Regions from separate parts of the Homo sapiens genome. Here region 1 is linked to region 2. A link is an interaction called in ENCODE POLR2A ChIA-PET data of the cell type or tissue named here. Cell type or tissue: PC-9. All regions are shown on one strand. Links, peaks and the distances in the headings refer to the core of each region. The heading gives the core; the rest is flanking DNA.

Region 1 (5,388 bases), core at 292-5,291, 140 kb before region 2:
GGTTAAGAATCCTTTTCTGACCAGAATCTTAGGTTAGGAATCCAGGTGATTCAGTTTGGCAAGGACCACCAAATATTTAACTGGCTGATGCCAGAAAGTCTGAATGGTTTCTCAGTAGCAGCCTTCCAGGCAAAAGTGAGATATCAAAATATTTGCCTCTCCACCAAGCTCAAAACAAAGAAGGTAAAACATAGTTCTTCCATCCCCATCACTGCATTCCTCCCCTACCTGGTACATAGTCTGTCCTGTTACAGAAGAGGGTATTTGTTGCAGTATTATTTATAATACCAAAAAAGCAGAACACTCTATTCAAGAATGGGACTTTGACTAAATAAATTACGCCACAACCAAACAATGTAATCCTATTCAGTCTTAAAATGATGTTGTAGAAGAAAATGTAGTAGTAGTTATAGTAGCTGTAGTAGTAGTAGTAGTTATAGTAGTTGTAGTAGTGTGGGCCCCATAAAGCCCACACTACCTGCCAGCATTGTTCTAAGTACTTGGCAAATGTTGACTCACTTAAATATTTACAACATTTTGTGAAGTAGGAGCCATTATTATCCCCATTTTACAGATGAGGAATTTGCAGAAATTATTTCAGTTAAAGGACACGCCCAAGGGTCACACGGTAAGTGATGAGCCAAGATTCAAATTCAGATAGATCCAGAGTCCACTCTATGAACTGTTGCATAATGACAAATGAAATGTTAATCATTTATAATTATAGGAAAAAGCAGGCTAAAAAACAGTTTGAAAAGTGTGATTCCAATTCCGTATCAAGCACTAAAAAATCGTATGATCATACACACAAAGAAAATTTGTTGTGTTGCCTGCCATGGTGTTAATAGTATTACCTCTGAGAAGTTGCATTTAAGTGATTCTTATTTCCTTTTTAATAATTTTCTATAATGTCTATATTTTCTATAATAAATCTTTATGATTTCTTCTTTTGAAACAGAGTCTCACTCTGTCACCCAGGCTGGAGTGCAGTGGCGTGATCTTGGCTCACTGCACCCTAGACTTCCTGGGCTGAGGTGATTCTCCCACCTCAGCCTCTGGAGTAGCTGGGACTACAGGGGTGTACCACCATGCCAGGCTAATTTTTGTATTTCTTGTAGAGATGGGGTTTTGCCATGTTGCCCAGGCTGGTCTTGAACTCCTGAGTTCAAAAGTGATCCTCCTACCTTGGCCTCCCAAAGTGCTGGGACTACAGGTATGAGTCACCATGCCCAGCCTATGACTTTTTTTTTTTAAGATAGAGTCTCGCTCTGTCGCCTGTTGCCCAGGCTGGAGTGCAGTGGCGTGATCTCGGCTCACTGCAACCTCCACTTCCTGGGTTCAAGTGATTCTCGTGCCTCAGCCTCCTGAGTAGCTGGGATTATGGATGTGCAGCACCATGCCTGGCTAATTTTTGTATTTTTATTAGAGACGGGGTTTCACCATGTTGGCCAGGCTGGTCTCAAACTCCTGACCTCAGGTGATCTGCCACCTTGGCCTCCCAAAGTGCTCGACTTTTTTAATGAGGAAAAAATTCTAAGACAAAATGATTTCTTGAGGTGAAATCAGCTCAACAATTGTGACCTTTATGCAAGGTCTTCTGGTATGAAGACATGGAGAGAAGTCACATCCTATGGAAAGCTTTCAAAGGACATTCCCAGATCACATCATGCCAACTGATTTGCCTCAGAGGAAAATGAACTTCAAACTCATTAATGCGTAAACTCAGTGCCTGGGAGGCAAGCTATGTTGAGCACCAAGCAGATGTTAGAATGTTGAAGCTGGCAGGGACCTGGAGCCTCTAGAATCTAATCCCTCTGTTGGCACAGACTGAGGCTGGAGGGGATGCCTATGGAAAGTCAAGTCAGGTAACAGGGAGGCACTTACAGAAAATGGCATTTGCCCTAGGAAGCAGAAGTAAGCAGGAAATTTCACAAGTCATTTAAAATTTAGTCACAGAATTTCCTGGCTAGCAAGAGAACACCTGAGATGACTTTTATCTTCTCGTGGCCACAGAAGTTTACTCAGAAAAAGAGGGAGGGGGGAATAAAGCTTTGTGAATGTATTGCAGTAAAGATTTATGCTTGGGAGAGTTCAAAATTAGCTGTGATGGAGAAGAATCCTGTTGCAGACAATGACATGGACATGTAGCCATCTTTTCCCAGACTACACCCTCTGACAGGATGCAGTTATACTCAGTATCTCCCTGGAAAATGACCCAGAGTTCCTGGACTTCCAGCCCAGTCTGGATTTCCTGAGGGAAGCTATTACTTAGTCAGGCCCCACCCTTCCAAGACATCACAGTGACTCATCTGAGCAAACTGGAGAGGGCTGGCAATCTCCAAGCAACACGGTTTCCCAGAGCTTGACCCTTCCAACAGCTACTCCCACAAACAGGGCCAATTAGCGAGTCCTGCTGATGAAGGAACACTCTCAGCAGCTCCCCTTCCCAGCTGGTTAGCAGCCACTGTCTTTCACCCATCCATGGTTGTAGGTCTCTCTCTGGCTCACTGATAATGTACTACCTCTAGAGGGCAGTTCAAAGCAGGATTCTCACTGAGTTCTGTAATGGTAGTACTTCACAGATTGTAATGAAATTATTCAAAATGTCCTCGTGAAAGAAACCCATGTTCTTTCATATAATGTCACAATTTTAGCTGTCCACTCAAGCAATTTGCAGGACCGAATCTGGATGCAAGTATTTAACTAAAAAGAACTATGTGATAACAGATGCTAGACTTACAAAGAAGGAACTGAGAGGATTCAGAGGGACGGTTGTTCCCACTAAGGTGGTGTATAAAGCAGTTTTTGAGGCGCTGGCCTTTGAGCTGGGCCTTATTAAAGATGAGCTGATTTTGACAGGGAGATATGTTAAGGGAGGCAGAGGAAGAGGGATACCCAGACAGAGGGAGAAGTCTAAAAAAAAGTTTGGAGCTATAAAAGAATGAGTCATGGCATAACAAAGCGAGAAGTCTCGTTTTCTAACATAGAGGTATCCCATAGCCAGGGCAAACTGGGAAAAGAAATATTGAATCTAAGACACCATGATTGCCATCGATTGTAACATGCACTCTGATTTCAGAGGTGTTTCAAAGGTCTTTTAAAAAAATGTGTCTTAGAATTGACAAAACACAGTTAACTGGGATAGTATTATACAAGGTCTCAAAAACCAGCTAAGAGGGTAGATGGTGAGAAATGAGGAGCTTCTGAAGGCTTTTGAGCAGGGGTGTGAGGTTATGTTTTATGAAGATTGCTCATTGCTGTGGGTAAGGCCAAGGTAGAATATGCTTTGGGCTGGGCCTGGTGGCTCACGCTTGTAATCCTAGCATGGTGAGAGGCTGAGGCAGATGGATGTGTTGAGCCCAGGAGTTTGACACCCGCCTGGGCAACCTGACCAAACCTCATACAAAAAATGCAAAAATTAGCCAGGCATGGTGGTGCACACCTGTAGTCCCAGCTACTTGAGAGGCTGAAGTGGGAGGATCACCTGAGCCTGGGGAGGTCAAGGCTGCAGTGAGCCACGATCGTGCCACTGTACTGCAGCCTGGGTGACAGAGTGAGACCCTGTCTCAAAAAAAAAAAAAAAAAAAAACAAAAAGAAAAAAAGAAAAAAATGCTGTGCTAGAGCTACTTAATTAGTACAGGCTCCAGGGAACTAGAGAAGTGGTAGTGGGAATGGAAAAGGTCAGATACAAGACTTTTCCAAGGAAAAATCAAGTGAGTCAACTGCACAGACATGGTGAGTGAGAGAGGAGTCAAAAATCAATTACAGATGGATAACGAAGACAAATGTGGTATGCCTGTCATTGTAATTTATGTTCCCTACTCATTATGCTTTCGTGCTGAACATTTTTTCCTTTACTGATTTTTTTCTAAATGGTAAAATTTTGTTATTCTTTTTCTCTCGCATACAGTGTTTAAAAGTTTTGATACCCAGCATGGTACTCACATAAAAACAGACACACAAACCAAAGGAACAGAATAGAGAACCCTGACATAAATCCATGTATTTACAGCCAACTCATTTCAACGCAGACACCAAGCACATACAATGGGGAAAGAACAGGCTCTTCAATAAAAGGCACTGAAAAAACTGGATAACCATACGCAGAAGATTGAAACTAGACCTCTATCTCTCACTATATGCAAAAATCAAATAAAATGGATTGATGACTTAAATTTAAGACTTGAAACTATGAAACTACTAGAAGAAAACATTGGGGAAATACTCCAGGACATTGGTCTTGGCAAAGAATTTTTGGTGTAAGACTTCAAAATCACAGGCAACCAAAACAAAAGACAAATGAGATTACATCAACCTTCTGCACAGCAAAGGAGGCAACAAGGTAGAGACAATCCACAGAATAGAAGAAAATATTTGCAAACTGCTCATCTGACAAAGGATTAATAACCAGGATATATAAGGAGCTCAAACAACTCAATAGCAAAACAACAAATAATACAATTTAAAAATGGGCAAAAGATCTGAATAGACATTTTTCAAAAGAAGACATATAAATGACCAATAAGAATATAAAAAAAAATGCTCAACATTGCTAGTCATCAGAGAAATGCAAATCAAAATCACAAAGAGATCTCTCACCCCAATTAAAACTGGCTTTTGTCAAAAAGGCAATAACAGATGCTGACAAGGATGTGAAGAAAGGAGAACCTTCATACACCGTTGGTGGGAATGTAAATTAGTACAACCACTATGGAAAACTGTATAGAAGTTCCTCAAAAAACTAAAAATAGAGCTATCATATGTTCAGCAATTTTTCTAGTTATATATAGCCAAAAGAAATGAAATCAGCATATCAAAGACACTTCTGTACTTCCAAGTTTATTGCAGCACTATTCATAATAGCCAAAATATGGAACCAACCTAAGTGCCCATTAATGGATGAATGGATAAAGAAAATGTGTTATATATATACAACAGGACATTATTCAGCCATAAGAAAGAATGAAATCCTGTCACATGCAGCAACATGGATGGAACTGGAGGTCATTATATTAAGTGAAACAAGCCAAGCACAGAAAGACAAATATCACATGTTCTCACTCATATGTAGGAGCTTAAAAAGTGACTATCATGAAATAGAGAACAGATTGGTGGTTACCACAGGCACCAGAAAGGGTGGGGTGAGGGGGATGAAGAGAGGTTGACTAATGGGTACAAATATACAGTTCGATAGAAGAAATAAAACCTAGTGTTTCATAGATAAATAGGATGATCATAGTTTACAATATCTATTGTATATTTCAAAATAATTAGACGAGAATAATTCAATTGTTCCTAGCATAAAGAAAAGACGATTTTTTTTTCTTGAGATGGAGTTTCGCTCTTGTTGCCCAGGCTGGAGTGCAATGGCACGATCTCTGCTCCCT
Region 2 (5,388 bases), core at 128-5,127:
CATAGTCCCATCTTGTGGAAAGATGAAGAGCAGTTCTGGGACTAAGCAAAGAGCAAATGAGTGTGGTTTGAGTGGTTTGAGTTTTCTTTGAGACTACAATTATGGTATGAATTAACTTTTACTATGTATCAATACACTGCACTGGATATAGCTTATCTGGGTGATTCTTCTACTAGTCTTACCTAGTTCACTCATGTGGCCAGTTTGACTCATTAGGCAGTTTAATGAGAGCTGGATAGCCTAAGATGGGCTACAACGCATCTGGCAGCCTGTTTGTCTGTACTGTTTGGTCTAGTGGGGCCTCAACTGGAAAAACTCATCTCTACTTCATGTAGCTTGTCATTTTCCATCAGGTAATAATGGCCTTCCTCATGCAGCAGTCTCAGGTCAGTATTCCAAGGCATGAGGTTGAAAGCTGAAAAGCTTCTTGAGTCACATAACATTACTTCTGCTGTATTCTATTGGTCAAAGAAAATCACCAGGCCAACACAGACTCCAGGTGTTGGGGTGGGGGGGGGAAATTCCACCTCCTAATGGGAGGAGTGACAAAGTCACATTGCAAAAGAGCAAGGGGCACAGGGATGGGAAGAATTGTGGCCATCTCTGCAAACAATCTATTACTGCAGGACTTGCTTAGAAGTGATCACTTTTGTGTTATAAAAGTACATTTATAAGTTGATTATTTGCCATCCAAAACATGTTTCCAATAGAAATAATGGGAAAACTCTAATATACACCTATACAGTACTCTACAGTTTTTAAATTCATTCATAAATATCTCATTTGATAGTTCATTGAACAAATTTCTTTTGAGTGCCTATTATGTGTCAAGCACTATGATACACTCTGGGGATACAAGAGAGACATGGTCCTTGCTCTTAAAGAGCTTATAGTCTATGAAGGGGAAATAAATATTTAATAAGTTATAATAGTAAATCAATTAATAACAATAACTTGAGATTAATCGTATGATATGGCAATACAGGGAATAATCATTAGCTGAACTTACACTCTGTGCTAACAGAGTGAGAAGATCTTTATAATAACTCAGGCCGGGCACAGTGGCTCCCACCTGTAATCCCAGCACTTTGGGAGGCCAAGGCGGGAGGATCACTTGAGGTCAGGAGTTCAGGACCGGCCTGGCCAACATGGTGAAACTCCATCTCTACTAAAAATATAAAAACTAGCCAGGTGTGGTGGCAGGCGCCTGTAATCCCAGCTACTCAAGAGACTGAGGCAGGAGAATCGCTTAAACCCGGGAGGTGGAGGTTGCAGTGAGCTGAGGCTATGCCACTGCACTCCAGCCTGGGTGACAGAGTGAGACTCCATCTCAAAAAACAAACAAACACCTCTGTATTATATAATAACTCTCTGTCTGGTGAGACAAGCTATTAGTTGTTATTCTCATCTTTAAGTGAGGAAATTAAGGTTCATAAGGTTATCTAAGTAATTTATCCAAGGTTACTCAGGTTCTAAGTGACAAAATTTGAAATAAAAAAAAAGACCTATTTTCCAAACTCTGCTTTTTCCAATGTACTCCTCTGCTTCCCTAGACACCAATATGCGAAAACAGAAAAACACCAATAAATTAAAACCAACCAACGAACCCTTACATGATGGTACATATTTTGTGGAGATTCTTTTGAAGAGACTTCAGTGTTTACAGTTTCAGAGATTGACCATGTAATATATAGCATACCTAATCTAGAATATCATCTATAATGTTGAGGAATTTTGCTTACTTCCTAACTCTTTCTAGACCCAGAATCTAGACTGTTATCACTTGGGTTCACTGGGTTGAGAAAAAGTCATTTAAAAAATAATATAAGAAGAGGTTCTTTAACATGACAATCTAAAGACAACAAAAAGGATTTTAGATGAGAATGACTAAATTGAATTTCCACTATAAGAATGAACTATAGTATGGTCAGTTTACTAAGCAATGAACTTAATTAGGAATATATACACCTTGCTTGGCCTCAAATTCTCTTTAGAATAAGAAAGAATATAAATTATAAATAAATATATGAACATGTGTAAGTGTATGCCAACATACACACACACACACACACACAAATTTCAAATAATTATCAATGTGGTTTTATCACTGTTTTATTCCTTCTCACTAGGAAACTGGTAAAACCTTCAGCCTAACATAGCTTAAGCAAAGGTCTATCTGTATTCTTTTTTCTTTCATTATCCTATTACTCCATTTGTGACTTTATCTGGTCTCCATTCCATGCTGGTCTGTGTTAGAAAGACTTACATATCAAACAGCTGAACGTCTCTCAGTCTGTCTGTGATGCTCCAAATCCAGACAGCAGTCTTCAATAAATTTCTATTACCCAAATAGTCTGTTTTTAATTTGTTGCTGTACAGATCCATGCAAAGCTAGAACTTCAGTAAGTTGCTGACCTCTTAACATTTTCTTTGTAAACTCTTGTTGTAAGTCACTGATAATTGAGAATGGCCTCTGTCTTTCTCCTAGTACTGCTCTCTGCTCCAAATTCTCATTTTTTTTTTAATATGCTGCTCAGCAGTTGTGAGAGAGGTAATATAGACCAGAATTTTCTAATTATATGTTTTGAATGACTTAACGCTGTGAAGCATATTGATTCTTTCAGGCCTGGGGCACGCAAGTTGGGAGCCCCTGGCCTGGTTGCAGTCCAGCTGCTAGCAGCATTTACCAGAGCTTCCTGGAAGGTGGCCAAGAGGAGCAGCATCTCTACAGGTAGAGTGGATGATAAAAAAACATCTAATAATTCCACAGGCCTCTTATCCAAGGTGAAGAGTGGTATGTTCAGTAGCTGGTTCCTGAAGTAGATGTCCAGATAATGGAACACCTACCTCCTTGGCTGTGCTCAGCACATTGCAGCCAACATGGAGCTCCTGGATGGTGCAGCTCTGGTGGCTCTGAAACTCTGATTTCGTAGACATCGGATATTTTTCGTTAGCAGCTGAAGTGCCCTTTTTGTGGCATCCAAAGTAGTTTTGGTCTGACTGATCCAACAATGCATGCATGTTTTATAAATTAAAGCTTCATCATTATTTTAAAGTACTTTCTAGAAAAAAGTACTGCTATTCATTATTGGCATTTTGGTACTATCTGGATTTTTTTTTTAAGCTGTGTATTCTTACTGAAATTTAAAAAAAAAATTGAAGTGCAATTTAAAATGGCACCAGAAGCCAGGCGTCATGGCTCAAACTTGTAATCCCAGCACTTTGGGAGGCCGAGGTGGGCGGATCACTTGAGGTCAGGAGTTTGAGACCAGCCTGGCCAACATGGTGAAACCCTGTCTCTACCAAAAAAAATACAAAAATTAGCCAGGTGAGGTGGCAGGCCCCTGTAATCCCAGCTACTTGGGAGACTGAGGCAGGAGAATTGCTTGAACCTGGGAGGCAGAGGTTGCAGTGAGCAGAGACTGCACCACTTCACTCCAGCCTGGGTGACAGAGCGAGACTCCATCTCAAAAAAAAAAAAAAAAAAAAAAAGAAGAAAACAGTATTACTAGAGAACTTCAGTCATTAAGAGATTACTTGTCCCGGATAAAGGCCTGACCATTTGCACTCCTTTCTGTTTTGATGGAGAGGGGTAGCAAATCAACCTCCAGAAACCGAAGGGAGAAAATTTTCCTCCCTGTGGGTTTTTGGAGTCAGATAGCTTCAGTTCAGATCCTGGTTCTGTCACATAGTAGCTATGTGATCTAAAAAAAAAAATTAAATAAAAAAAATAATAAAATGGCACCAGAACTTAACATTAGTATTTCATATTTTTTCCTGTAGTTTTTTCTCTAAATATGACATACCTCCTCTTTTTCATTAGAGAGAAAAAGTAGTTACCTTTTATTCTCTAATCATATTATCCATCTAATGACATAGAATTATTCAATTATTTAATCTTCACCCAAAAAGCAGTCCTGAGAATCTTCTCTTTATTTTATTTTTATTTTTTGAGACAAAGTCTTGTTCTGTAGCCCAGGCTGGAGTGCAGTGGCGTGACCTCAGCTCACTGCAAACTCCGCCTCCCATGTTCAAGTGAGTTTTGTGCCTTAGCCTCCCAAGTAGCTAGGATTACAGGCGCCTGCCACCAAGCCCAGCTAATTTTTGTATTTTAGTAGAGAAGGGGGTTTAATCACGTTGGCCAGGCTGCTCTCAAACTCCTGACCTCAGATGATCCACCAGCTTTGGCCTCCCAAAGTGCTGGAATTACAGCTGTGAGCCATTGCACCCAGCTGAGAATCTTCTCTTTAATATTTCGTTAGGTTGGTGGGTGTGAAATGCTTAAAATACATTCCCTGAGACTAAGTTAGGAAACAGAAGTTCTTTATCCTTTCCTTTCCAGTGGTGGCACTAGCAGGAAATTTAATAAACTAGACCAGAGGCAGAGATGTTTAGAAAACCATCAAAAGTCATTTGATGGAATGCACAACAGGGAATCTTTCATATAGTTGAAAGAGGCAGAAAAAATAGAATTAAACTGAATGCTTTTCTCTTTCACAACTCTTCTCTGTGAGGATTTGAAAGTCAATAAGTAACCTGAACTTCTATACATATATCACTACAGTAAATCAAAATAATATTTATTCTATGAGTTTGGTAAAAGATGGTTTCTTATTAGTTTTTTTATCTTTTCAAATTATAATCACATAACAATCTACGCTTGTTAAAAACCCTGAGAGAATATAGGGAGTTTATTTATGTTTTTTCCTGGGCCATTCACTAAAGGGAATGGCTCTATTGCCTCTATCATCAAAGGGGCGGACACAATTTGGAGATACAGTTTTGCACATGAGAGAAATACAACAACCTCATGGGTGTCACCATTTCTCACCAACACTCTCCTCTGGGGAACATGCAGAACAGACTAAACAGAAAACAAAATAGTAAGGACCTGCTTCCTTCAACTTTCAAAGGAGAATCTAGAGGGGAATTATTGATAAACATGAACAAGATAATGTATGTTTTGATTAAACATGCTTGGGAGCCTAATGACTTTTAAAACCACTTAGAAGATTGGTTTATGAACCTTTAATTAACTATCCATAATGTGAACTAACTTCATTTTTTAAAGCATCTCAGTTATTTGAAATAATTGCTACTGCTCTGATGTAAAAGTTATATAACTCTCAAATATAACTTAAAAATCATACTGTGAACAAATGGAAGGATATGTCATAATTTAAATTCACAACTTGTTTCAGCAAACTTCCTGGTTCATTAACAGGGTGTTGGCAACAGGAAAGAATGAAGTCTTTCTCTTCCTCAAGTATTTGGAAACCCATTCATTTTTAGACAACTCATTCATTAGTAGTCCATCTCATAGATATAATTTGATATCTTTTTCCAGTTAAGCCCGTTTGGTTACCTTTTTACTCAAGTGAAATGCCC

Evidence for each region. ChIA-PET counts read pairs that join two places held together with the same protein. Peaks named below come from ENCODE experiments on the same cell type or tissue, not always from the same donor. Only the 100,000 strongest peaks of a DNase experiment are listed, where the experiment ranks them.
Region 1: POLR2A ChIA-PET joins it to region 2 with 10 read pairs; 18 of 35 experiments call an interaction of 5 or more read pairs at or near these places.

Annotation. Positions count from the first base shown.
Region 1 is chr2:63,696,715-63,702,102 of GRCh38, forward strand. It overlaps a transcript of WDPCP not described here. Among named protein-coding and RNA genes, the nearest start is that of MDH1, 110 kb to the left of the region's middle. In PC-9, for the core only: CTCF peaks have their summits at 2,527 (motif pointing right) and 2,726; DNase peaks (open chromatin) are centred at 1,957 and 2,347; H3K27ac peaks cover 1,352 bases.
Region 2 is chr2:63,831,921-63,837,308 of GRCh38, forward strand. It overlaps a transcript of WDPCP not described here. Among named protein-coding and RNA genes, the nearest start is that of UGP2, 7.3 kb to the right of the region's middle. In PC-9, for the core only: no CTCF peak of the experiment used is centred there; no DNase peak of the experiment used is centred there.